2 separate regions of the Homo sapiens genome follow, and region 1 is linked to region 2. A link is a contact called in ENCODE Hi-C or POLR2A ChIA-PET data. All regions are on one chromosome and are shown on one strand. The core of a region is the stretch at or near the end of the contact, and the rest is flanking DNA. Distances in the headings are between cores, read along the strand shown.

Region 1 (2,790 bases), core at 17-2,516, 160 kb after region 2:
GTGAGCTGAGATTGCGCCACTGCACTCCAGCCTGGGTGACAGAGTGAGACTCCGTCTCAAAAAAAAGAAAAGGAAGAAAACAGTAACAGTAGCCACCAAATCCACTGCAAAGAAAGGAAACAAAGGTACTGTTGATTACAAGTCCCAAATATATTTACAAGCATTTATTTAGTGTGTAAAACCACACTACCCTAAAAACTCTGTAGCAAATGCTCCTTTTGAAAGATTTTTCTGCATGAGTAAGACTTGTTGCAACTTTTGAAAATATATGGTTTAGAAAGACAACTTTCCCTAATAAATCACCTGTGGCAAACAAAGGAATTCTTCACTCTTCCAAAGACCTCCAAACCACATTGAAAATGAAGGTCATCTGTCTCACACGTATTCATTGCCGATTTGATGTGCACAGATGCCTGTGAAAGTCTTTGAATAGAAAACGCTTCTACAGTGTCGCCTTGCTCTTCCTTTTCAGAAAGAAATTCGCTGCCAAACTCCGTATTTGAGATCCTGGACCTTCCACGCTGCCCACATCAGGAGCTTTAGCCAGCAGCCTGGTCAGTGTTCTCAGGCCAATGCGATGTCATTAGGGCTTGGTCCAGTAATCCAGTGGTTTCTAGTATTAGCTTTAGTCACTTAGGGTGTACTTATTTCCAATATAGTGAAGGTCTTTAACGTGGGAGTCGAAAGCCCAAACCATTTCAAATCATGGGTGGAAAACACGCATGAAAATGGTTTATAAAGTATAAACAACTTTGTAAACAGTATAGCCAAGCAAAGATAGAATGTTATATGCATTGCCTGAAGTAATGCATAAAGGCAGAAGTTTTAGCCAGAATGAAAGATTGTGAACTGGGGGAGGGACAGGGGGCGGCAGTGTTGAGGCAGAAAAGCTGGAGAAGAAGAGTGGGAACTTCCTCCTCAACTTGCTGCCCATAGAGAAGCACGCCCCTCTTCCTGATGGCTGTGGGAACTAGGTCAACCTGGACCGCTAAGTTTGAACCCTATCGTGGCAGCTTTTCAAATCCCTTTCCTGGACTCCTACTCCAGAAGGCAAAATGGTTTCGGTTTGTCTTTATTTCCCATCTTTTCACCCAGGTCCTCAACTACATGCTAATCCCCGCCGGACCATCGTTCAGTTTTATTCACAGAAACGGTGCCTTCAAGAAATCAAAGCATAAGAGCCTTCGGAAGCAGCATGTAAGTGCAACGTAACTTTCCCGAGTTTGGTGACGATGAATCGATGAATCGTAGACTGCAGGCTGAGCCGCCTGAGCTGGGAGCAGCAGCAGTTCTCAGGGAGCCACTGCCCCCTGGTGTCTCCACACTGGCCAGGAAGCATTTTTGGTCATGATCTGTAAGAGATTATTGCTGGGCTCTTTCTGACTCGTGCCTTCATCTCATGGCTTTTAAAATCAGACCTTTCTTCCTCCTCTCCCCCACTCTGATTTTTAATAAGACCCATTTTATTATAATTAGCAAAATAGTGTATACTCCTTGAAGAAAATTTGAGTATGATTATTTAATTTCATTAATGTTTTAATGTATTTCCTCCCCCAATTTTTTTTCTTTCTACGTATAAGGAAATCTAATTTTACTTGGGGACAGAAGAAAAGCCACAAAAACTATGAAACCTAATTTTATCATAAATGTCACATAAACACGATCCCCTGCACAGTAAGAAAACCAGTTTTTGAATCTGCTAGAATACTAAGAAACAGAGTTGATGTTTCTCTCTTAAACAATATAAAACATAAAGGATAGCACTTTAGATCATAGGCCCTCATAAAATGTGCCTGTAGTTTCAATACTATGGATTAAGAATACTGGAGCGGGTTTTGGCCGGGCTCGGTGGCTCACGCCTGTAATCCCAGCACTTTGGGAGGCCAAGGCGGGCAGATCACGAGGTCAGGAGTTCGAGACCAGTCTGGCCAATATGGTGAAACTCCGTCTCTACTAAAATACAAAAAGTAGGCGGGCATGGTGGTGCGCGCCTGTAATCCCAGCTACTCAGGGGGCTGAGGCAGGAGAATCACTTGAGCCAGGAAGGCAGAGATTGCAGTGAGCCGAGATTGCGCCACTGCACTCTAGCCTGGGCAACAGAGTGAGACTCCAAAAAAAAAAAAAAAAAAAAGAAGACTGTAGTGGGCCAGTGGGCCAGGCATGGTGGCTCACACCTATAATCCTAGCACTTTGGGAGGCTGAGGCGGGCAGATCACTTGAAGTCAGGAGTTCAAGACCAGCCTGGCCAACATAGTGAAACCTTGTCTCTACTAAAAATAGAAAAATTAGCCAGAAATCGCTTGAACCTGGGAGGCAGAGGTTGCAGTGAGCCAAGATTGTGCCACTGCATTACAGCCTGGGCGACAGAATGAGACTCCGTCTCGAAAAAAAAAATACTGCAGTGAATGCAACTATAGACACTCATTAAATTAAATATTATCTCATTTTCAACACAGAAAAATAAAACTCCCTGCTTTAAAGAGAGAATGTGTCAATTATGTAATTTGGCAGTCTAAATGGTCCCGTTATTGGCAACTGCTTTCACATGTGATTGATCATATTGCTAAATATTGTGTAGGTATGTTGCTTCCTCTCACCATGGAGAATATAGAAACAGAGGCTTAGATCTGGGTATTATAGAAGGAGGTGAGAACGAGGTCTTTGCTTCCCCAAGTTCCTTTTCTTCTGTATTTTATTCATTGTGTGTGTCAGTTAAATGCTTATACAATACAATATAAACATAGTTGTATGATGTCAGAGAGTAACTGTGGATGAGAACTGGAATGGGGT
Region 2 (3,029 bases), core at 378-2,877:
CAGGAGAATGGCGTGAACCCGGGAGGCGGAGCTTGCAGTGAGCCGAGATTGCGCCACTGCAGTCCGCAGTCCGGCCTGGGCGACAGAGCGAGACTCCGTCTCAAAAAAAAAAAAAAAAAAAAAAAAAAAAAGAATCGCTTGAACCTGGGAGGCGGAGGTTGCAGTGAACCGAGATCGCGCCATTGCAATATAGCCTGGGTGACAAAGCCAGACTCCTTCTCAAACAAACAAACAAGCAAACACTCCATTCTTGTATCAATGCTAACACCACCGTTTTGGGAACGTGGTTCCCATGGAGAGGCATGACGCTCAGTTGCACATGCACATGTTCCTCCTCTCATAATTATTCATCACTCCTCCTATACCTCATTGAATATGTATATTTGGCCACCCTGCTCACCATACATTCCTGTCTTATTCTTTCCACCGTTGAAGTGTCTGTTTCCGGGCCCTGGCTGGATGCTATGCCTCCCGGCTCATAAGAATGGCCACCCTACAGGATGCAAACTTGTAAGAGAAATAAAACTCTCCTTTCTGAATTATGAACTTCACCATTCTTCTGTTGACATTTGTTTCTATGTTGAGCAATGAAGTGATATCAAAAATTACTAATATAGTGTAAGGGAGAAAACACAATTTCTTTTTTTTTTCTTTTCTTTTTTTTTTTCTTCCATTTTTAGGTTCTTAGTTGAGACACTCTCCTAAAAACAAAAGTCAGATTAAAAAGAGGAAAACAAGCAGAAGTTCATTAGTGGATGCTGCGCCCACCATGCAAGACAGGCCTCAGTTTAAAAGTATTACTCAAGCTAGCTTGGGGCCTAGATTAAATACTATATTAACAAAGAGCCATAAATCCTACACAGTGACAAGACAAAGGAAAGAGTGGCTCCAGTCTTTTAAAAGGCAGGAAAATGTGGGAAGATCATAAAATCTGTTCCCCGAGTCCTCTGGTGCCCGCTGATGCCCTCTCTGGACCCATAAGCAAGTGCTGTCCCCAGTAAGGAAGGAAGAGTTTGCCACCAGGCAAATGGAGGCTGGGGCAGAGTGTTCCTCTGTGTTTTCAGTGTCTTTGACTTAACTCCTCAAAATTTTGGGGAGAAATATTTTAGGTTTTTTAAATGGCATTACAAAGTTCAAGCTATTTTGGCATTTAGTAGATACTCGCTACAAGTTGGGAGAATTACGTTTATTTCATTTTTTAAAAGTGTCTTAAGTGCCTATTATGTGACAGACACTGTGCTAGGTAGGGCAAGAAAGCATGGTGAACAAGACAGAGATTTCTACTTTCAGTAAGTTTTTATTCTGAGGAACTGTATTCGTTAGAGTTGGATAACGACCATAACAAAAACACATAAATACTCAATTCTCAGTGGCTTAGCACAATAAAAAATGCATTCTTCACCAAGTTCATCTTAGAATAGTGTGGATTGCTGAGAAGACAGGTATTCTGTTCCATGCAGTCCTTCAGGATCCCAGCCTCCTTCCATATTTTTTTATGTCCACAAAGTCTTCTCCATTAAGCCAGCAGATTAAGAAAGAGAAAGCCAGGAGATTGCACAGGTAGTTTTTATGGCCAAGCTTGAAAGTGGTATACACTACTTTACTCACATTCCATTGACCAGACTCAGTCACATGGCCACACCTAACTGCAAAGGGGATTGAGAAAGGTAGCACACAAGAAAAGAAAACATGATTTGGTGAACATGTAACAGCCTGTACTGCAGGAAACAGAATAAATAAGTGGATATAATCCAGTGTGGTAACTGCTGTAACATGGGGAGGTAGAGTGCCTGATAACATAGAAGAAGGATACCCAACCCAGATGGGGTTTAGGCAGGGAGAATATCTGTACGAACTGATGTCTAAGCTGGAGCAGAAAAAAAAAGTCCATTTCTCTTTAGAATAGTGTAACTTGTTCACTAATGAGATACCCCTTGCATGAACAATTTGTTTAAATCCAAAAACACTTTTTTACAAGGTAACCATTAGAAAACAATAAGCCCTTTTAATGGGTTGCTCTGGTTCCCTGCTTTAAGAAATAGCATAATGTGGCATACACTATTGACTGTCCAATAGCCGTTCCTTCCTTCTTCCTTGATAAGAAAATGCCAGTTTTCTTCAGCCATTAGTCAACAATGTGTTCTAGGAAAATGGGCTCTAGGAAATGGGCTATAATTGGTCTAAGCCAACCATGGTAATCCAATCCACCTTTCATTCATTCAACAAATATTTAATAAGCTCCTGCTATGTGCCAGTCTGTTCCAAGTGCTGATTGTCTTTACCAATTATAGGCATGGAGTGGGCATGTGGCCCAACTCCAGACACTGAGAGGTAAGGGAAGACTGCTAAGGAGCTTCTGGGAAAAGGCTTTTCCTCTGTGATAAAATAAAATGAGAGATGCCTGAAAATAAAGCCAGGACCTTTCCTGTGTTTGGATGATGTCATGTAGGATGTGATGCTTGGAACTGGAGCAATCATCTTGGGACCATGAGGAGAAAGAGAAGAGAATCCCAGAAAGGATGATTGAGAGCTCTGGCCTAGTCAGGCTGTTGAATTAACTGAACCTGGAATGACCTACAGAAAAACAAAAAACCTGATATGCCACTTTCAGTTGAGTATTCAGTCACTTGTAGCAAAAAGTATCTTAACAAGTATGCATGATTTTGAATTTTGTTTTCATTGTTTGTTGTGGATTAGAATGGGTGAATTTTCTTTTTTTTTTCTTTCTTTCCTTCTTTCTTTCTTTCTTTCTTTCTTTCTTTCTTTCTTTCTCTTTTCTTTCTTTCTCTCTTTCTTGCTCTGTCTTTCTTTCTTTCCTTTGTTTTCTTTTTTTGAGGTGGGGTCTCACTCAGTCACCCAGGTTAGAGTGTAGTGGCACGAGCTCGACTCACTGCAACATCTGCCCCCTGGGCTCAAGTGATCTTCCCACCTTAGCCTCCCAAGTAGCTGAGACCACAGGTGTGCACTGCCACACCCAGCTAAATTTTTTTTTTTTTTGCATTTTTGGTAGAGATGGGGTTTCTCCCTGT

What was found. Hi-C counts contacts between places; a loop is a spot of excess contacts on that map. ChIA-PET counts read pairs that join two places held with the same protein, here RNA polymerase II (POLR2A). Pooled maps may share reads with other maps.
Region 1: a map of chondrocyte shows a loop between it and region 2 (2.5-fold over the local background). The contact joins two enhancer-like sites. A Hi-C loop is called at or near these places in 8 of 168 maps with a recorded cell type or tissue (Calu3, PC-3, PC-9 and 5 more), 11 of 37 single-sample maps with no recorded cell type and 12 of 50 pooled maps. POLR2A ChIA-PET finds 5 or more read pairs at or near these places in 5 of 52 experiments (AG04449, CD4-positive, alpha-beta T cell, CD8-positive, alpha-beta memory T cell and 2 more).

The regions. Positions count from the first base shown.
Region 1 is chr4:56,799,030-56,801,819 of GRCh38, forward strand. It overlaps LOC105377668 (a long non-coding RNA gene), which reads left to right. Exons shown (of 3, transcript XR_941082.2): 2 at 473-554; 3 at 1,096-1,888. Among named protein-coding and RNA genes, the nearest start is that of SPINK2, 21 kb to the right of the region's middle. Within about 2 kb of position 1,267, at least 32 of the 41 ENCODE cell types and tissues checked have a DNase peak (open chromatin) inside an H3K27ac peak, as active enhancers do.
Region 2 is chr4:56,635,689-56,638,717 of GRCh38, forward strand. No RefSeq gene overlaps it. Among named protein-coding and RNA genes, the nearest start is that of HOPX, 44 kb to the right of the region's middle. RefSeq lists an enhancer at 1-469. Within about 2 kb of position 1,628, at least 3 of the 41 ENCODE cell types and tissues checked have a DNase peak (open chromatin) inside an H3K27ac peak, as active enhancers do.